4 separate regions of the Homo sapiens genome follow, and regions 1, 3 and 4 are each linked to region 2. Evidence: chromatin contacts called from ENCODE Hi-C or POLR2A ChIA-PET data. All regions are on one chromosome and are shown on one strand. Each heading gives the region's core, a stretch centred on a gene start or an enhancer-like site at or near the end of the contact. The rest is flanking DNA. Distances are from core to core; before and after follow the strand shown. Region 1 holds the start of FEZ1 (fasciculation and elongation protein zeta 1). Region 2 holds the start of PKNOX2-DT (PKNOX2 divergent transcript). Region 3 holds the start of STT3A-AS1 (STT3A antisense RNA 1). Region 4 has its middle 28 kb from the start of ROBO3.

What was found. A loop is a pair of places that touch in the nucleus more often than their neighbours do. ChIA-PET counts read pairs that join two places held with the same protein, here RNA polymerase II (POLR2A). Pooled maps may share reads with other maps.
Region 1: a loop to region 2 is called in a map of ascending aorta, with 2.1 times the contacts of the local background. The contact joins the promoter of FEZ1 here to the promoter of PKNOX2-DT in region 2. A Hi-C loop is called at or near these places in 2 of 168 maps with a recorded cell type or tissue (ascending aorta and esophagus muscularis mucosa), 1 of 37 single-sample maps with no recorded cell type and 7 of 50 pooled maps. POLR2A ChIA-PET finds 5 or more read pairs at or near these places in 1 of 52 experiments (Panc1).
Region 3: a map of ascending aorta shows a loop between it and region 2 (2.6-fold over the local background). The contact joins the promoter of STT3A-AS1 here to the promoter of PKNOX2-DT in region 2. A Hi-C loop is called at or near these places in 2 of 168 maps with a recorded cell type or tissue (ascending aorta and chondrocyte) and 7 of 50 pooled maps.
Region 4: a pooled map shows a loop between it and region 2 (4-fold over the local background). The contact joins the enhancer-like site here to the promoter of PKNOX2-DT in region 2. A Hi-C loop is called at or near these places in 5 of 50 pooled maps.

The regions. Positions count from the first base shown.
Region 1 is chr11:125,494,590-125,499,753 of GRCh38, forward strand. FEZ1 (fasciculation and elongation protein zeta 1) reads right to left here and starts at 1,676. Exons shown (of 10, transcript NM_005103.5): 1 at 1,532-1,676. It overlaps LOC403312 (putative uncharacterized protein MGC39545), which reads left to right and starts at 625. Exons shown (of 2, transcript NR_164146.1): 1 at 625-1,026; 2 at 1,919-4,937. RefSeq lists enhancers at 1-231, 734-1,237, 1,238-1,739 and a silencer at 1,614-1,863.
Region 2 is chr11:125,162,665-125,167,832 of GRCh38, forward strand. PKNOX2-DT (PKNOX2 divergent transcript) reads right to left here and starts at 1,945. Exons shown (of 3, transcript NR_125759.1): 1 at 1,677-1,945. It overlaps PKNOX2 (PBX/knotted 1 homeobox 2), which reads left to right and starts at 2,087. Exons shown (of 13, transcript NM_001382323.2): 1 at 2,087-2,112. RefSeq lists a silencer at 1,800-1,949.
Region 3 is chr11:125,589,772-125,595,221 of GRCh38, forward strand. It overlaps STT3A-AS1 (STT3A antisense RNA 1), which reads right to left and starts at 2,797. Exons shown (of 4, transcript NR_132372.1): 1 at 2,647-2,797. It overlaps STT3A (STT3 oligosaccharyltransferase complex catalytic subunit A), which reads left to right and starts at 3,081. Exons shown (of 18, transcript NM_152713.5): 1 at 3,081-3,147. RefSeq lists enhancers at 2,066-2,235, 2,353-2,947.
Region 4 is chr11:124,834,558-124,839,681 of GRCh38, forward strand. No RefSeq gene overlaps it. Among named protein-coding and RNA genes, the nearest start is that of ROBO3, 28 kb to the right of the region's middle. Within about 2 kb of position 2,579, at least 16 of the 41 ENCODE cell types and tissues checked have a DNase peak (open chromatin) inside an H3K27ac peak, as active enhancers do.

The sequences.
Region 1 (5,164 bases), core at 426-2,925, 330 kb after region 2:
GTCGCCTTTTCTTTTTCTCTTTACCACAGAACAGAGCGCAGGACTATAGTCTGATTGTCCTACAATCTATTCCATTTATTTTCACTCCCAATAGATGGTGTAATTTGGAAAAGAAAAGACACTCACGGGGCTTAACAGAGACCCAGTAGGAAACGCATAAACGTCTCCCTGCAGCACAATGATGCACTCGCTGCATCTCGGGGCTGCGGTACAAATGCTCAGTCCCTGCTTTGCTGAGCTGACCCGAGTGGAGCGGAGCGGTGGAGATTTCACCACGCTAACCCCGCTGGGCCTCGGCACCTCCACACAAGCCCCATTCCATCTCCTTCTTCCCATCACTTGGTCCATAGATCAACTGATTCCGTGCCTCGTCCCCCATATCCGTCCCTAAAACCTACCCTGCACTGATCCACCTTCAGATTTCCCACTGCTCCTCCGCAGAACCCACCCAGTGTGCATGTTTGTGCACATTTTGACAGAAAAAGTATTTCGTTGCATATGGATCAGCAACCCCTTCGCGGTTCTGCTTGCTCCCCTCCCCCTCCTCCCGCTGCTCCATTCACCTCCATCTCAGATCCCCCTCCTCCCCCCAGTCCGGTGGGGTAAAGAAAGCCTCCTCCAGGCAGCACAATGGCTGGCACTCTGAGGAAGCCGGACTCATCCCGTGCAGGCCGCATACACACTCCACTGCCCTTCCGGCCAAACAAGCCCGGACACGGGAGAGGGATGAGAGTCGGGGATGCCTAGCGGCGAGGAGAGAAGGGATAGGCAAAAGGGAAGAAGAGCGGGCTGTGATACCTCCTCGACGCCGTCAAACACTGCTCCCCGCATTCCAGAGCCCGGGGCCCACCCGACGGCAGCGCGCCCCGCCACCGCGCAGCCGCCCCGGTCCCTTCTCCCGCCCGTCTGTAGTAAAACAATCGCTCTCCCGGCGTCTGCGGCCGCTGCCAGCGGTTCTGACACTGCAGGAATGCGCGGTCTGGGGAAGGCTCCGCACTCTGGGGAGGGGCACGAGCGGGGTCGGGGGTAAGTTTTTAGGGACAAAGATGATCTTGGGGCGTTTACGGTGACTGGACCAGATAACGGTCCCGGGACGAGGTACCGACCCACTGCCCCAGCGCGATCGGGCGGCGTTCCCTTCTTCCCCCAGCCCCCATACCTCGCCGCCCTGCCTTCACACGCGCGCACACACGCGGGCACACACACGCGGACACACACACACACACACACACACACACACACACACCAGGCCTGGCTGGAGGGCCGATGCTGAGATGATACTGGAAGTGCCCATCATCCCACATCTCCAGGGCCTGGCGCGGCGTCCCAGCTGCGCTCCCTGAAGGGCTGGGCAGGAAGGCGACGGCCTCCCGTTGTTCCTTTCTAATCCCAGAATGGGACCAGGTGAGGGGAGCTGCGGCGACCCCAGACCGTCCTGTCAGAGAATCCCGGGGCCTCCTTACCACCCCCACCAGACCCCACCCCCAGCAGTGAGTCGGGTCCTAACTAAAGTCAACCCCCGCGACGGCACCTGTGCGGGTCCTGGCGGAGGGAGGCGGATCCCGGGGCTCAGCCGGACACCCCCATCCACGGGCCGCGGGAGCGGCCGGAGCGCAGCGCAGCGCAGCGGAGAGCCAGCCAGCCAGCCAGCCAGCGAGCGCTCCCCGCGCAGCTCCGGCGGCGCCCGGCTCCGCTCCCGCCTCCACCCCACCCCTTCCCCGCGCTCGTGCCCGGGCTCCGGGGGCGCGCCCGCGCTCGGGCACCCACCCAACTGGCACGCGCGGGAGCTGGACGTCATCCCCTCGTTAACATTCATAGCCTTCCTCCGAGCACGTGGGCTTGCCTTTATTAATATTTATGCATTTCTGTTTCTCTCCTCTTTAACATTGGCCTTTCTGCTTCCCTCATGAATATTCAGAAACTCCAAGATGAAAGCGTGCAATAACTACCAATATGGATACCTCGCAAAGCCTGACACTAGTTTCTGGATAAAATGCAGGCGATGGCTGCTGGCGGATGCCGGCAGACACACTCAAAGACCCTTTTGGACTTTCCGAGTTTCCCATTCTCCTCTACTGGAGGCTGAGGCGGGCAGGCCCAGCGACGTCTCCCAGCTCCAACTGGGTTCGGACCTCAAGCCAAAAATGAGGAGGCCGGCAGGAGAGCTTTTCTCGCCCAAAGATGCTGGGTGGGAGCTGGATCCAGCTGAAAAATCTGAGTGAGAAGGTTTCAGGCCCAGGAGGACTTGAGATAATACAGGAAAATTCAAGAGGCTGAAATGAGAAGGGTCCCTGGAGTCTTGTGAAAAATTATTAATTTATCTTGTCTACTGTGCATAGGCCTGTGCTTATAGAAGTTGTCAATAAAAAATCTAATAATTCACGAATACACACAACTAAGAGCACAAGAACTGTAATTATCGAAGGAAGGCACTGGAAAAAGCATGTCGGCTTGGAGAACCCCAAGTACTTTTGTCTGATGGCAAAGTACCTCTGGGCTGAACTGAGGACTTCAACTGGAAGGGGCAGGGAGCGTCTCTTTTGCTCGTTTATGCATTCATTCCACAGACATTTCAACCATGAGAAGGATGGAAACAGGAATAATGTCCCAATGAGATGAGAAGAAGCGTTGGCCTATTTGCCTTTGTGGGAGCAATAGACAGAGGATGTCTTCCTGTAAGAAATCATAAGGCCAGGCACGGTGGCTCACACCTATAATCCCAACATGTTGGAAAGCTGAGGCAGGAGGATCACTTGAGGCCAGGAGTTCAAGACCAGCCTAGGCAACATAGTGAGACCCCATCTCTATAAAAAAAAAAAAATTAGCCAGGCATGGTGGGCCCATCCTGGTAGCCCATCCTGGTAGCCCCAGCTACACTGGAGGATGAGGTGGGAGGATCGCTTGAGCCCAAGAGGTTGAAGCTGCACTCCAGCCTGGGCGACAGCAAGACCTTGTCTCAAAAGTAAATAAATAAATAAATAAATCACAAAGAGTAGCTGGTTAAAAGATCCCTAGATCTCCTTTCTTGGGATCATGCCCAGTTTTGTGACCTTGGGTTAGTTAACTTCCCTGTGGCTCATTTCCTCATCTGTAAAATGAAGAAAATAATAGTGCCCGCCGGGCGCGGTGGCTCACGCCTGTAATCCCAGCACTTTGGGAGGCCGAGGCGGGCGGATCACGAGGTCAGGAGATCGAGACCATCCTGGCTAACACGGTGAAACCCCATCTCCACCAAAAATACAAAAAATCAGCTGTGCGTGGTGGCGGGCGCCTGTAGTCCCAATTACTCGGGAGGCTGAGAATGGCGTGCACCCAGGAGGCGGAGCTTGGAGTGAGCCGAGATTGCGCCACTGCACTCCAGCCTGGGTGACAGAGCGAGACTCCGACTCAAAAAAAAAAAAAAGAAAGAAAATAATAGTGCCCCACTCTATTGTGGCCTGTTGTGGGATTAAAGGAGTGAATATGAGTAAAGTACTTCCAGGTTTATTAGAAGGCACTATATGTATGTATGTGTGTATATATATACACACACACATATATATGTCATATATATGTCTCATATAGATGTCCCATATATACGTCTCATATAGATGTCCCATATATATGTCTCATATAGATGTCCCATATATGTCTCATATAGATGTCCCACATATATGTCTCATATAGATGTCCCACATATATGTCTCATATAGATGTCCCACATGTATGTCTCATATAGATGTCCCACATGTATGTCTCATATAGATGTCCCACATGTATGTCTCATATAGATGTCCCACATGTATGTCTCATATAGATGTCCCACATGTATGTCTCATATAGATGTCCCACATGTATGTCTCATATAGATGTCCCACATGTATGTCTCATATAGATGTCCCATATATATGTCTCATATAGATGTCCTATATATGTGTGTGTGTATATATATATGTGTGTGTGTATATATATGTGTGTGTGTGTATATATATATGTGTATATATATGTATATATATATATGTCTTGGCTAATTTGAGGCCATCTTTTGTCTAGATCTTCAGAGCATGGGACAAACAGATTTGAGAGAAGCTTGTGAAGTACTGAAAGTGATAAAGAACTTGGTCTTCAGCTGGTGACCTTGTTAGTTATCCTCTCTGTACCTCAGTTTTCTCATCTGTAAAATGGAGATGCCAATATCTGCTGTTGGATGCCAATATCTACTACAAGGTTGTTGTTATGCATATTAAGTAATATAATGCATGCAAAATGCTTAGCACAGTGCCTGGCATATAATAAGAAACCAATTAGTGGATTCTGTGGTTATTTTTGTGAGGCTATGAAGAAACTGAAAGCTGAGGACAAGTAGCCTAGGCTAGGTACCTAGGATGAGAAATCCCTGAACATGAGCCCAGTTATTCTTCCAGCAAACACTTATTTTATTGTAGTAAGATATATATAACATAAAAATTACTATTTTAACCATTTTTAAGTGTACAATTCACTGGTATTAAACACATTCACATTGCTGTGTAACCACCACCACTATTCATCTACAGAAATTTTGTTATCCAAACAGAAACTCTGTATCCATTAAACACTAACTCCCCAGTACTCCCTTCCCCAGCCCCTGGTAACCACTATTCTAATTTTGTCTCTAAGAATTTGACTATTCTAAGTACCTCATGTAAGTGTAATTATACAATATTTGTTTTTTGTATCTGACTTATTTCACTTAGCACAATGTTTTCAAGGTTAATCTATGTTGCAACAATGTCAGAATTTCTTTTCTTTTTAAGGTAAATAATATTCCATGGTATGTATATACTACATTTTGTTTATCTATTCATCTGCCCATGGACATTTGGATTGTTTCCACCTTTTGGCTATTGTGAATAATGCTACTAATCTGTCATGGGATTAGAGTGAGAAAGAAAGAATAAAAAAATAATGCTGCTGTCAACATCGGTGTACAAATTCCAGCAAGCATTGGTTGCATTCCATGACCTAGGCTAGAAGCTGGGGAGCTAAAAATGAAGGCATGCTTTCAAGAGGTTCCATGTTTAGTATGTTGATTTCCAAACTCTGCTGCTTAGAACCTGCAGTGGATTGAATGGTATTTTCCTAAAATTTGTGTCTACTCAGAACCTCAGAATGTGACTTTTACAGATGTAATCAGTTATGATGA
Region 2 (5,168 bases), core at 695-3,194:
AAAGGTATTAGTGAAAATCATAGTATTTGAAGACTCCAAAAATTAATAGCTCATGGCAATGGATCTCCCATATCAGGAAAGTGTTGGGCATTGATCTAGATTTCAGAAAACGAGGGGTGTGACAGGTGTAAATCAGTGATCCAAGGCTGTTGCCTGCGGTCCTATTTATGGCTCACTGACACCTCTCTGATGGGGTGAATTCAGCCTGATTTTCCCCTCTGACTCTGCAGGCTGCAGCAACTCACTGGGAGCCATGGGAAAGAGAGAAACTCCTCCCTCCAGGGGTCCTGGGCAGAGACAAATGGATCTCCCCTCCCCCTCCCTTATCTGAAGAGGGCTTCCCTCTGAGAGTTTATGGCAGCCTGACCTCCAGCCTCTGGGTTGGAGAATCTGGCCGCTTCTGTACCACATAAAAAGGGCAAGTGCATTCATTATTATTATATTATTATACAATGTATAATATATAATAGCGATTATGCTGTCAGCAGCCAGAGACTCTGACTGCAGATCAGAGGCTAGGGTGACATAAATCCACCTAGTGAAGTTTTTGAAGGTTCTATGTGAAGGTGAGAGGATTCTAATCTGTCTATAATGGGGGCTACCACTGAAGAGTTTCTCCCACAAGCAACGTTGGTGGGTGGATTTGAGGGTATTGGGAGGATCTGGACAAACAGTAGTGTGTGTATCTGGGATGTGATATAAGAAGGGTCTCAATTGCCTCCCCTGAGCCAGGCAATGCTAACAGCTCTCATCCTTGCCCATGACGGAGGCGGGTGAGTGGCGACCCAGAGGCCTGAGAAGAGCTCAGGGGCAGCCTTCAACTTCTTGGGTCAGATTCTTTACTGAAAACCCAGAGGCTGGGTTTCACTTTCTGCTTTCCCGCTTTTGTCGGTGTCTTTGTCTGGGCTTCTTCCAGGCCCCCTGCCTGGCCTGGGGTCAGAGGATCAATGGCTGCCTGACTGGCTGAAAGGGCTCCTCTATGGGGAGCAAGAAGCAAACTTCCAGAGGCAGAAGGGGTTCTCTTGTCCCTTTATGCGGAGGGCCATGTGCTAAGTTGAGGAAGCAAGCAAGTGTGCTCCTGTGTGTGGCTCTTAGTAGGACTGTGATCTCTGCTGAGTGAATGGAGGCGCTTGTGGGTCTACACATGCCTGCTTTTGTCTTCCACTGTAGAGGGCATGTAAGGAGCCCATTTCCTCCCTGATGTAGATGAAGCCACCCCAGCAGGCCCAGGCTGAAACAGCCCAGCTGGTCTTTCCCTTTATATGACTGCACCCCAGCCCCCAGAACTCTGGGAACTCACTGAGTTTCTTGAGGACTTTTTATTAGAATGAAAATAGCAGTGGCTTAGAACAGGCTTGCCTGACATTTGCAAAGAAGTGCTTTACTGACAAAGCCTATCCACTCTTTCCTCTCTCCCTCTGCCCCACCTTGAACCAGACACCCCGGGAAGCCCACAGCAGAAAAAGCTCTTGAGACCAGGAATAACTAACCAGAGTGTCATCTGAACACCTTTTCTGGGGCCAGGGTAATGAGAATTATTCAAATGCAATCATAAAAATGAGGCCAGCCAGGCAGGAAAAGGGGGAGGGGGAGTGCTGGTGGAAGGAAGGATTTCTTGCCCGTTTTAAGTTTCATCATTTCTGGGGAGTTCTCTTGGGGTCCACAGAAAATCTCACCTCATCTCGGTCCCCTCAGCACCGGTGATATCTTGGAACTCGGCCCCGGTTGTTCGCTAAGGAGGACTTGGCTTGGGGGCGGGAGGGTGCTCCAGAGTTCCTGGGGGTCCACCGCACTCCCCATCCGAGGCTCCTCGCGAGCGGAGCCGCTTCTCCAGGCCGCCCGCCTCCCTGCCGCAGGAGCAGGCCCGCGCCCGCCGCCCGAGAGCCTCCGGTAGAGGGAGACACTCCAGCGGCTCCTCCGACTTGGCAGCGGCCGGGCCGGGAGTGGGTGGGGGTGATGGGGGGTGGGGAGAAAAGGGGGAGTGGGGAGAGGGGAGGTGTGTGAAGGGGGGGTCCGGGGGGCGGGTCCCTGTGCCGCTGACGTCCCGAGCAGTGCTGGGAAGTATAGGCTGTGTTGTCACGCCGGTGTCAGTCTGATGAAGATTGGCATCAGGTAAGCTGTCATTCATTTCCATGTCAGAGACGCTTTTGCAGGCGGCGGCGGCGGCGCGGCGGCGGCTGCTGCTGCGGGCGGCTGCCTCAGAGCGCGTGTGTTTTATTCCAGTCCCCAAGCCAGAGTATTATTCATTGCGACAGGGCAAGGAGGAGAGAGGGAGAGAGGGAGGCAGCAGGGAGGAGAGAGAGGGAGGCAGCAGGGAGGAGGGAGGCAGGGAGCAGCGAGGGACGGCGGGAGCGTGCAGAGAGAAGCTGGGGAAGCGCCGGGAGAGCGCGGAGCGGAGCAGCGCGAGGGGCGGCGAGGCCGGGCACGGAGGCTGCGAGAGCCCCGCGGGCCGCCCGCTCCCCTGCCCGGCCAGCGCTCAGCCCCGCCGCCGCCGCCGCCGCCGCCTCGCCGCGCTTGGGCCCGTGGCCGGCCGCGCATTGTCCTCGGGTGCAAGGAGCCGGGCTGCGGACTCGAATCGCCGCGGGCCCAACCCCGTAGCGGGCGGGCGGGGAGCTGTGCGCCAGGAGCGCCAGGGGACCCGAGAATAGGAACAGGCACGCCGGCCCGAGCCCGGGTGCAGAAGGCTCCCGGCCGGGCGCTCCGCGGGGAGAGGCTGGGAACCGCGGGCAGGCTCCAGGTTCTCTTTCTCCCGGCTTCGGGCGTCCTTGGGGCCGGCGCTTACTCCGCGCCACCAGCCTGGAGATGCTTTCCAGCGGCTGGAGGCGGGAGCGGTCCCAGGCTGGGGCCAGGTGACCGGAGGAGTCGAGGAGCCGCGGCCGCGGCCTGGGGAGGCAGGGCGAATGAGGGTTTGCAGACGGATCAGTGGAGACAGGGGAACACCGGCGGGGCCCGGGAAGCCAGGATCCGAGGGGCTACACGCACGGACCCTCACCCAGGGAGGAGCGAGAATGTGTAGGGTCACCGGCTTTCCATGATTGCTGGGGATCTTTGGTGAGGCGGGCGTAGGGGCCCGCGCGAGGCTTGGGAATCGGGAGCCCTTCTGGCTCGAGAACTAGGGGATGAGTTCGTAAAAGAGGGAACTGAAAGCGATCGAGAGCGGAGAGCTGAGGGGGATGGCGCAGGATCCCGAATCTGCCGCTCAAAGTTTGCATTTCTTTCGGGTTAGGAGACGGGCTTTCCTGGCTCCCGATCCCCAGGAAGAAACGAGCGAAATGGGCCGTCCTTTCCCGGGGCTCTTCACGGGGGAGCCGGGGGTTTCCGCGCGGTGGGGAGACTCGGGTTGGGAATTGAGGGGTAGGGGCTTGTGGATCGGCCTGAATTAGGGCTGGGTTTTAGGACCAGTCTAGAGTTCGGTTTATAGGATCCAGACTGTTTACGGAATCGGGATCGAGGGGCCGATAAGTAGTTTACACGCCGGCCAGAGCAGAGGGCTGGAGGTCGGAGTTGGGGGCTGGAGGAACGGGTGGCGTTTTTAGGATTCAGTAACAGGATCACAGCTTTTTCTTGTGGTGGAAGCTATTGGAATTTGGGGAGGGTAGCACGAGGGGTCCTGCAGCTCCGCGTGTGAAAAAGCGTTTAGGTAGGCGATGAAAGTAGTTGATCTGAGCCATGGCAGGCGAGCCCCGAATTTTTGCTGCTTCCCCCTGAAAGTGTTTCTTTAGGAGGAGAGGACTTGGGCCACACAGGACCCGGTCCTAAGAGAGCGATTCCGGGAAGCGGACAGATCGAAGAGACCTTCTGGGCGAAGCGGCAGGGCAGCCTCGCGGGGCTGGGAGTGGATCTGAGGTCCCGACCCAGGCGGCTCGGAGTGCTCCAGGAGCCACCTGGGTCTGCGGGCGCAGCGCGGCGGGGCGGGAGCGGTGGCCCGCAGGGGCCGCGGCCTGCGATGAAGGCCGGGGGGCAGCGCTAGCAGCGAGGTGCCACAGTGGGCCGAGGAGTCTGGGCTGTGGCCCAGGGTAGGACCGGCTCAAACTCCAGTGCCCTGATTGGAGCCGCTTCCTGTGCTTACCCGCGCCGGACTGAGAAGCCCACAAACCCGGCCTTTGGTGCGCCCGGGGGAGGAGGAAGCTTGGAGTGCCCTACTGTCATCTCTCCTGTCCGGAGACTTCAGGATATTAGCTTTTCGGGTTTCAAATGCTCTATAACCGGTGGCAGCCAAAAGCTTCGCATTTTAGGCAGTTTAGACGATCCTCCCCGCCCCAAATCTGAGAATGATGGTGTTCAAACATAACACGGTGTATTACCCAAAGCCCCTGCCCTTGCCCTCCTGCTCTCTCTGCCGTTCTGGCCTTCGGAGGCCCCAGGACCTTGGTGGAAGCGGGGAGGGAGGGTCCCGTTTCTGGTCTCATAATCTCCCACTCGGGCTGCATCCCCATAGCTTGGGCCTAGCTGTGGGGTGTGGGGTGGGAAGGGGTCCCGACCAGGGAGGTAGGTTATTCTCTGGGCATCTAGAGAAAGAGTGTGTGTGGGGGGTGGGAGCGGGGGGGAGGAGGGCATTGAGGGGAGGAAGATTTGAGATTTCCTCCTCTTAATATTAAACCCACCATCCCAGCCCCCTGCACCCCTGGCAGGGAGAGCCAGACAGCCCTTACAGGACACGGAAGACGCACGACCCACGACCCACGAGTGGCCTCGGCGGCCCGGGGCGCGGCGACTGCCGCCGCGGAGCTCCAAGGCTGTTGTTTTGTAGGCTTGGAATTCGTGAGAGCTCTCTCCCGCTGAGAGCCCGAGGGGGGAGGGAGCCGTGACCCCACGGAGACTCCCTGGTCACCGCCTCCCCTTTGTGAGCGGGAAAGGCTTGAAAGCCAAGAGAAAGAGAGGCTGCTCAGAATAAGGGGCAGGGGGTTACCGGAGGGAGATGGGCCCGACCACCGCTCACAGTAAAATGCCTCGTGCGAATTGCACTGAAGTATACCCAACTTGAGACTGGCTGTTTTATGATCCTCTCTGGGAGTTTACTGCTCTCTGCTTTTAAGTCTATAGATTGCTTTAAGTTAATGAAAGTGCTGCTTTCAAAAGGGGCTTTTATTGTGTGGCAGTGGCAAATCCAGTACCTCCCCTTTACTCTTCCAAAATGGGCCTGTTTAAAAAGAGGGAGCTTGCTGGAT
Region 3 (5,450 bases), core at 1,547-4,046, 430 kb after region 2:
TGCCCGGCCTATTTATTATTTTATTTTAGAGACAGAGTCTTTCTTGCTCTGTTGCCCACGCTGGAGTGAAGTGGCGTGATCATAGCTCATTGCCGCCTAACTTCTGGGCTCAAGCAATCCTCCTGCCTCAGCCTCCTCAGTAGTTGGGATTACAGGCCAGCACGACCATGTCCAGCTAATTCTTAAAAATTATTTTTGTAGACACTGCATCTCATCATGTTGCCCAGGCTGGTCTCCAACCCCTGGCCTCAAGCCATCCTCTCGCCTCAACCTCCCAAAGTGCTAGGATTACAATCTTGAGCCACGACACCTGGACCTCCAGGTTTGTTTATAATAATTATAAAGACTTTCCTATGAGTTTGTTTTCCTTTGATTTTATTCACAAATAAGCCTTTCCTCATGGACTGGTATCAAAGACTCATCCTAAAAATAGGATTAGATTTTCAAACTTTGTTCTTTTTTTTTGAGACAGAGTCTCCCTCTGTTGCCCAGGCTGGAGTGTGATGGCGCGATCTCAGCTCACTGCAACCTCCGCCTCCCAGGTTCAAGCAATTTCTCCTGCCTCAGCCTCCCGAGTAGCTGGGATTACAGGCACTTGCCACCAGGCCCGGCTAATTTTTGTATATTTAGTAGAGACGGGGGTTTCGCCATGTTGGTCAGGCTGGTCTCGAACTCCTGACCTCATGATCCGCCCGCCTCGGCCTCCCAAAATGCTGGGATTACAGGCGTGAGCCACTGCACCCGGCCCCAAACTTTGTTTTTTAATAGTACATTTTGACTTGTGAAAAGGTTTACTTAATTTGATCACTTGGAAGCTTAAATGTATTCTAAGAAACATGTTTAATACTTTTTTTTTTTTTTTTGGTGGGAGAGTCTTGCTCCGTTGTCCAGGCTGGAGTGCAATGGCGTGATCTCAGCTCACTGCAACCTCTGCCTCCTGGGTTGAAGCAATTCTACTGCCTCAGCCTCCTGAGTAGCTGAGATTACAGGAGCCCACCATCGCGCCTGGCCTACTTTGAAAAAAATTAATAAAAACTCTAACATCTTAATATTCTTTTTCTTTTTTTGAGACGGAGTTTCGCTCTTGCTGCCCAGACTGAAGTGCAATGGCGCGATCTTGGCTCACTGCAACCTCCAACTCCTGGGTTTAAGCGATTCTCCTGCCTCAGCCTCCCAAGTAGCTGGGATTACAGGATCCTGACACCAAGCCCAGCTAATTTTTGTATTTTTAGTAGAGATGGGGTTTCACCATGTTGGTGAGGCTGTTCTCAAACTCCTGACCTCAGGTGATTCACCCGCCTCGGCCTCCCAAAGTGCTGGGATTACAGGCGTGAGCCACCGCGACCGGCCTTAATATTCTTAGGTTAATACTTAAAAAAAAACAAAAGAAACTTGAACACAATCTTTCTAATTTTAATGCCCCCCTCCCCGCTTTTTTATTTTTAAAGAGAAAAAACTTCTTTTTGAGACGGAGTCCAGCTCTGTCGCCAGGCTGGAGTGCAGTGGCACGATCTCGGCTCACTGCAACCTCCGACTCCCTGGTTCAAGTGATTCTGTGTCAGCCTCCCGAGTAGCTGGGATTACAGGCACGCGCCACCACGCCCAGCTAATTTTTCTATTTTTAGTAGAGACGGGTTTCACCATGTTGGCCAGGATGGTCTCTACCTCCTGACCTCGTGATCCGCCCGCCTTGGCCTCCCAAAGTGCTGGGATTACAGGGGTGAGCCACCGCGCCCGACCAAAACTCGTATTTTGAAGAAGCATTTACTCCAAGTTCTGTAATTCCTTCAGGCTCAGCTTCAGTTTCCTTTTGTTAAAGTAAAATTACATCGAACACTTACTACTAAAAACAAAACCAAAAAAAAGCAGATCTATTGAATCATAACGTCCTGGGGCGAGCCTGGTCATGTGGATTTTGAAAAAAATGCATGTGATTCTGAAGCAGTGATTTAAATAATGACCTTTCAATAAGTGGTGGGTTCCGTTCATGGGAGAATAGGAAACTGCGTGAGTGGTAGAGGCAACAAGTTCGAAGAGCTGCGAGACGTTCCCACTCTCTCTGGTGTAGCCTTGGCTCACCGAGGCGCGCAGGGAGTGGAAGTGCCTGAGGATAAAGGTGTACACGTGCGAGTCTGAGATGATGGAATTGCTGCTCAAACTTCGTCCCCTTCTCTGCCCTCAGCAAACTTATTGGGGGTCGGGGAGCGCGTGGGGTGCGAGAGAAGAGAGGCAAGTTAGGATAGGGAGAGCGGCTCTCTGGCCGGTATTTTAACAAAGGGCTGAACTGACTAAGCATGGCCGGGCTGCCTCCCGGTCTCCCGAGGAAGCCCGCTTGCTGCTGGGGAGGGCTGTGCCTCCGCGGCGGTGGCTGTCTCAGCTGGCAGTAGAAATGCTTCCAGCTTAGCCCCGACAACCCCTTTAGGCCTAGGCACGCTCTTTCACAAAACCAGGGGCTGTGAACTCTGTCAAGGTTCCCAGGTCCATCGCAGTTACCAAGGCACAGTAAAAGCTCGAGTCAACTATCAGGCACATCCTGCAAAAGACGAACTGTCTGGACCAGTCCGCGTTTGAGTTTTAATTGAGAATAAATAGGTAGAAAATGCTTCCCTCCTCTCCTTTCACCTTGTATTAGGTAACAATTTCTACCTTAAAAAAGACGGGAGACGAGCGGCTCCGCATTCCGAGTTACTGGGACTTGGAGCAAGGGCCTATTTCAGCGTAGTTTCCGCTTCTTGTCACATGACGGGAGTCAGTGGGCCGCGCCTTCCCACTGCGACTCCCCGTGGGTCCGCAAACCGACACGTCACTCCTCGGCCCTCAACCAAACTGCTTGGGGCACGTTCTTTCCGCGCTCTTGACTCCTACGCGCCGGCCTATGACAGCTCGGCGGGAGCATACAGACCTGCCTCTAGACTGCTAAGTGATAGCTGTAATGACCAATTAAAAACTTGAATCGCGGCCCGGTTTACGCCTCCGGATTTGACAGACAGTTCCGAGACCCTATCGCTCTCCAGAAGCGTCCTATTGGCCTGGAGCCAGCCAACGGGGGAGCGGTCCGGGAGGCGGACCCGGCTCCTGCCAGGGTTGGGTGCGCCGCTGAACGGATGGCTGAGGGAGCCCCGCGGATCGTTTAGGAAAGCCGGCCAGGTGAGAAGGCCGTAGAACGTAACTTGAAAATCAGCGGCAGGTGCAGTCCATGGCGTTGATGGGGCTGAACGAAGTGCAGGAGGCAAAACTCTAAATGGGGGTGGAGAGCAGAGCTTAGGGCCTTGCAGAGGAGGGGGCGTGGGGCGTGGTGTGGGGGCTTCCTGGATGGAAGGATGCGAAGGTCTAGGGAGGGAGGGTAAGGTGGGTCTTGAGAACAGAGCGTGGGAAAGACTGGGTCCTGGGACTAGTTATGGAGGGGAAGGCGCGTAGGATGCTGGGGTGATGAGTGTCCCGCGCTGAGGGGTATCAGAGGTGGTCAGTTCTTTGAGGGTGGGAAGAAGAGGGAGGTGGGACCCGCTGGAACGACCGGAAGGGAGAAGAGAGTAAAAGATCGTGAGAGGGTGTGGAAACGTGTGTAGGAAAACGGGGCTGGGGAAATTGCAGTCTGGGAAACTAGAGGCAGGGTGGCAGGAGATGCCACAGCTTGCAGGGCACAGTTGAGGAGAGCAGGTTGGTAAGTGTTTTAAGAAAGGTGTCTTTGCTCTTATTTGCTTGGCGGTGTGCGAAAGTGACCAAAGAGCACGAGATGAAATCTCCCTTACGGCCCTGCCCTCAATGACTAGCTCGTTTACTCAAGTTTTCAAGTAGAGATCCTAGCAGTCTCATTTTGGTGTGTGGCTCGTATCAACGCAGTGGTGTTAAGTTTGTTCCTATTTCAGGCATTCCAGAAAACAGCTGCAAACCCTGAGAGATATGGCTGGATTGTTGACCTCCTGGAGTAGTTAGGCCTTTATTTTTAGTTGCAAAGTAAGCTTTCCCTTTGGGACTATACTTAAACACATTTCTAAACTGCTCTTCTGGGACAGTTAATTATGGAGAACATGCTTGACTTCTCAGTGTTGGGGCTAGCATTCTATATGCCTTCCACCTAGTCCAGTGTTGTTGTTGTTTTGTTTTTCTCCTTTATTCCAATAATAGTGGGAAAAAAGATTCATGGAGGAGGATAGACAAACGTTTGTTAAGGGATACACAAGTACAACTAGATAGGAATAAATTCTAGTGTTCTATAGGATAACTATTATTAGGAGTATAATTAACAACAAAAATACACAATTTGTTGTATATTTTCAGATAGCTAGAAGAGTGGATTTTGAATATTCCTAAGACAAAAAAAATAAGGTGATGAATCTACTAATTATTTCCCGACTTGATCATTACACATTATATACATGTACCAAAATGTCACACTGTACTCCATAAATATGTACAATTATGTGTCAGTCAAAAAGAATAAAAGCAAAACATCTTGAATGGTGTTGCATATCCTTTGTTATAGTCGTTATAACTTAGCTCTTGATCACCTTGTAATTTAAAAAAGTAGGTCTGGGCGTGGTAGCTCACGCCTGTAATCCCAGCACTTTGGGAGGCTGAGGTGGGCAGATCATGAGGTCAAGAGATCCAGACCACCCTGGCCAACATGGTGAAACCCCGTCTCTACTAAAAATACAAAAATTAGCTGGGCGTGGTGGCGCACACCTGTAGTCCCAGCTTCTCATGAGGCTGAGGCAGAAGAATCGCTTGAACCCAGGAGGTGGATGGAGGTTGCAGTGAGCCGAGATGGCACCACTGCACTCTAGCCTGGCGACAGAGCAAGACTCCGTCTCAAAAAAAAAAAAAAAAAAAAGATAGTAGTACTGTCTTATACAAGAATAACTAACCTATGGTAGATTAGTGCTATATTGCTATATAAATAATTCATATCTGTCATGTGATTTCCATTTTGAACTGCCTACAGATAGTGTCCCTCAACATTTTAATCTACTTTTTTTAATCCCCCGACTCTTCTGCTTCAGTAGGAAAAATTCGTTTTCTTTCCCTCTAGATTATCATCTGATGCCATCAAACTGTCTGTGTAATTTAATCAGTCTCTTAAATCAGCATTGTCAGTTACAGAGAAGCCTTGAGACAGATGATTGGAAGCGGGTATAGATCTGAGCAGTCGTTACAGTCTGATATATGGGATGAGAACACAGTGGATCTGTGTTTGGGTACCTCCACCTCTTTTTGAGTGCATGATTGTACCTGCATTAGTTATCAGGTATGCTGTTAGTTGACCCGACAGCCCCATTGGGATTTGGAAAAGAAAAAAGTTTATAGCCATTCAGTTGAAGTTTAAATTTAGGGCTCGAAATTGTGTTGATTCAGTCGTGACTTCTATTTTTCCTCTTAATGCCTTTCACTTCTTCTTTTTTTTTTTTTTTCCTTTTTAAAGAGAGGAGGTCTGGCTCTATTGTCCAGGCTGG
Region 4 (5,124 bases), core at 1,329-3,828, 330 kb before region 2:
GTTTTCCTGGTATGAAAGGCAAGAAGGAATGACATTCCATAACTGTTATAGAGGTGAAAACAGTTTTATTTATTGGTGGTCATTACCGGCCTATAACCAGGGCACAACCTTCTTGGTAAACATTTACCAAGCATTAGTGGAAGATGATTCACTAACTTTTAAAACTCTCCTTCCCTTATATGCATATTAATACCACGATATCTTTAGCTTTTAAGTCCATATATACAGGCACAGGTGCGAATAAATTCAAACATATCACTTGTAGTGGTTTACATAAGGGCTTGCTAGTTCAAATGGGGTTGTTAGTTTTGCATCTCAAATTAGTTCCTGTCAACCCAGCAACTAAAGAAAATTCCTTTGTGAAAAAAGTTTCCAGGCATGACCCAGTAATTGTTTTAATGGATTTTCAATGAAGGGTGAAGTACCATGCTATGTAGCCTGTGGGCATTCCATAAATATATTTTGACTGATTCTGTTAACAAACTACATAGAAAAAACCAAATACTTACTATCCAATCCTCTTATATTGTTTCCCATAGGCTCTGTCTGTTAGTGTATTTATAAGCATTTAAAGTGTATAAGGGAGCTCTGGCAGTGAGAGTGAATTGCCCAATGCAGAGAAGCACTCTGGGCTGGAGGGTTTTACTTAGTCTAAGATTTTCTTTTTTTTTTTTTGTGAGACGGAGTCTGGCTCTGCCGTCAGGCTGGAGTGCAGTGGCATGATCTTGGCTCACTGCAGCTTCCGCCTCCTGGGTTCAAGCGATTCTCCTGCCTCAGCCTCCCGAATAGCTGGGAGTACAGGTGCATGTCACCACGCCTGGCTAATTTTTGTATTTTTAGTAGAGACAGGGTTTCACCATGTTGGCCAGGATGTTCTCGATCTCTTGACCTCGTGATCCACCCTCCTCGGCCTCCCAAAGTGCTGGGATTACAGGCGTGAGCCACTGTACCAGGCTACTTAGTCTAAGATTTTCAGTGTGCACCTGAGATTTGCCCTTTCCAAAATGAGGAAGAGGCCTGAAGCCGATCAGCTGAAAGAAGTACTAAGCCCTGCAGGCTGAAAAGGTAATGTCCCACCTATGCTGGAGGACCTGATGTTGGTATAGTCAATTTTCTGTCTTCTATGTAAGGTATAGATCTGCTCTGATCTTGACATTGTGAAGAAAGCTACTATACTGTCAGAATCTGCTGTAATATAGCCCTGAGATGAGAAAGGTGTGTAGAACAGAAATCTTCACTGCCCTTCTCCCAAAACATTCATTGACCCCTCCTGTAAGATATATATATATATATAATTATTATTTTTTCTAGACAGAGTCTCGCTCTGTTGCCCAGGCTGGAGTGCAGTGGTGCAGTCTTGGCTCACTACAATCTCAGCCTTCCAGGTTCAAGGTTCCCAGGTTCCCAAGCAGATTCTCGTGTCTCAGCCTCTTGAGAACTGGGGCTACAGGCACACGCCACCACACCTGGCTAAGTTTTATATTTTTAGTAGTGATGGAGTTTTGCCATGTTGGCCAGGCTGGTCTTGAACTCTTGATCTAAGGTGATCCGCCAACCTTGACCTCCCAAAGTGCTGAGATTACAGTCATGAGCCACCGCGCCCGTCCTGCATTCTTGCTGTGTGTGTGTAACCCTTGCTATAGTTATATAATTTAGGTTGAATTTAATTTATACGTTGACTATGATCTGAGGGTCAAGATCATTTGGGATAAAGGAGAGATCAACTACATGTCCGTATACTGCAAGTTAGAATTTAGTTAAGAAGGCCCTGAGTAGATTCCAGAATTATAATAAAGCTTTCATTTTTAGTTTGAGGAAACTTCAATATGGGCGACAGAACAAAGAACTCGGGTGGTAGGAATTAAGTTGGTAGGAATTAAGAGGGTGCCTGCCAGACGGGCTGGAAGTGAAGGAAGCCATGTGCCTGCAAAGCTGTTTAGGGCTGCCATGTGTTTATGCCCTGGCAGAAACCTCTGGTTAGAAGTTAGATCGCTTACATTTTTCTTAAGTAACCCATTTTGTTACATCCATATGTTTTCCCTCTTTCCAGAAGGAAAAAAAAGTATCAGCGAGCCCTTCCTCACGGATCAGGAAGCTCAAGGGATTACTCAAGTACATTGGCGGCAGTTACAAAGATATTTTCTTTTTTTTTTTTTTTTTTTTTGAGACGGGGTCTCGCTCTGTTGCCCGGACTGGAGTGCAGTGGCGCGATCTCGGCTCACTGCAAAGCTCCGCCTCCCGGGTTCACGCCATTCTCCTGCCTCAGCCTGCCAAGTAGCTGGGACTACAGGCGCCCGCCACGACACCCGGCTAATTTTTTGTATTTTTAGTAGAGACGGGGTTTCACCGTGTTAGCCAGGATGGTCTCGATTTCCTGACCTCGTGATCCACCCGCCTCGGCCTCCCAAAGTGCTGGGATTACAGGCGTGAGCCACCGCGGCCTACAAAGATATTTTCAAGCATTGTTCTCCCTACCCCAAATTTCTGAGTCATTTAAGTAGAGAAACAGCTCTTTTGCCCTGGCTCATATATGAAAAAAGTAGAATTCAGGCCAGGCTTCAAGTCTAGGGATGATTCTCATTAATGAGGTTAGGTCTGCCACCTGGTGGTGAGAAATAAAATGCCACTTGATTTTCTCATCTGATCTGTCCATATACCACACTTAAAAATTCCACTTTGCAAATCCATCCTTAACCTCTGACTCGGGTTGTGCTTGCCGCCAGCCAAAAGTTCCCAACTGATGACAACGGCACCGACACCTTGGGGAGAATTTTTAGGCAACCATCTGGAACTCATTCCCTATGAACACATTTGAAGTGTTTTAGAACACTGGTAGGTGGTTCTACAACACTTCAAATGTGACTTAAGGTAGATTTTAGGAGAACAAGGTTCTCCTAAAGAGGAAAGATAGCACTAATTCATTCATTAGTACACAAACTATTGTGTAAAAAAAAACTATGCTCTTCAATTTGTAAACAAATGTGTAAGACAATGCCCCGCTCCATCAGTGACAAAGAGATGGGAGTGGATAACCAAGTTAGGCTGGGAAAATAAGAGTAATTCTTGCTTCCCGTTGAAAGGCTGAGGAGAGTGCAGAATCATCTGAAGCCATTAGGGGGAGTGCTAAGTCTTCAGAAACACACACACACACACACACACACACACACACTCGAATACTAGAATATGAATTCTGGAATATGTCCACAATTATTTGGGGATTTGGCCTATGGATCCCTCACAGAGGGTGAAGATACCCAAGTACCCTGGAGAGCTTCAGCTTCCAGTAACCTCCTCCAGCACTGAAGACTTCAGCTCCTTCCTTTTTTCACCTGCCCCTATTTTCCTTTCCTTGTAGGCCAGTACTCTCAAAGTGTGGCCCCCAGTATCACCACTGTCACCACCTGGGAAACTTTCAGAAATGCAATATCTCTGCCCGTACCCCAGATCAAAGGAATCAGAAACTGTAGGGCAGGGTTAATAAGGCCTCCAGGTGATTTTCATGCAAGCTGTGAATCTCTAGTCCAGGGGTGTCCAATCTTTCGGCTTCCCTGCCACATTGGAAGAAGAATTGTCTTGGGCCACACATAAAATACACTAGCTAAAAAATTTTTTTTTTTGCAAAAAACCTCATCATGTTTTAAGAACATATATGAATTTGTGTTGGGCCGCATTCAAAGGTGTTCTGGTCTGCATGCGGCCCATGGGCCGTGGGTTGCACAAGCTTGCTCTAGTCTTAGGGTGATCCTCTGGGCACAGACCAGGGAGACTTGTCGGAGTGGGAGCTAAGGGGAGAAGCAATGGGTCCTAGAAGCCAATCTAGTTACCCAGTCCAGCCCAGAGTGTTAGAGGGAGCAGAGAACAGCCACAAAGGGAGGTGGCAGAGGTTTTTGCCAACTGAGCACCAGCTTTGTGGACACTGACCCTCCAATCACCCTTGGTCACAAGATCTTCAGATGGGAGACTCAGTCTTCAATTAAAGCGACACTAGAGAAGAATCCCTACAGTACCCAGAGCAAATAAGATAAATAGGGCTGTGTCCACCCCACCTGGGTGCAGCTCCAGCTCTTTTCACTCCCTTCCAGATCCGCGGAAAGCACCCCTGACACGCATATATTTGTGGATGGGATACCTGGATTGAGAGCGAACTCCATCAACCCCCCGAGACACTGCACCCTGCTCCCTCCTCTGCTGGAGGAACTGCCACTTTCTAAAGGAAAATACTATTTAATGTGCAGAATTACAGTACACACAATACTTATAGTATGGCAAGTATTAGTCCTTGGTATTTTTTCCGCCACCTTTTCCCATCTCCCCATCCTGTATGCCTGTGCCTCCTTACCTTTCTAGCACAAAACAGGCACTTAAAAAATAGTGCAGAATGAACAGCTGAAGCTTGCTTCTACTATCTTCCATATTTTTCTCTGGCTGCTGTCAAAAAGCGCCAGCTCAGAGCCAGGGTGGCCGACTTTGTCACAGTCTCTGCTGGAAAACGACATTTTTTAGGGGGAAAATCATAAGCCAATGCAGACATGTCCCTGCCCCCTATTCCTTCTCCCTGCACGTGGGCACACAATGGGCGGCCGGCAGAGGTGGGGGAGTGAGGAGCACAGGCTCCGTGTGTCCAAAGTCCCGGGTCACCTCGGCCTGGAATCCATCTAACTCAGCTGCAAACCAGAAGACGCGGCCTGGGAGGGGCGTAGAGCCCTCCCCCACCTCCCCGGGCTGGGTGACTGTCAGGCCGCATCTGCTCCAAATTTATGGCTCCTCCTCGGGCCGCCGCCGGCCTCTCCACGGCCTCTTTACCAACTGCAGCCCCAGCTGAGACCCCTCCCGCGGGGAGGGAGGGAACACGAAGCGCGGCCGGGGCTGGGGGCGGGGAGCAGGTGTGAAGCGGGGTGGCAGCGGCGCGCGGTCACCCTCCACCGCGCCGCGGAGACCCGGCGTCACCCCCACGCGCACACAATGGCGCGGGGGCCAGGCCGAGGACGGCCCATTAGCGGCTGATGGAGGAGGCGGGAGCCCGGCGGGCCGCCTAATCCCCGCACGCGGACACCTGGGTGGGAGCGCGGGCGAGTGGAGGGCGCGCCTGCACGCAGGATCCCGGGCTGGGCAACGGCCTAGACC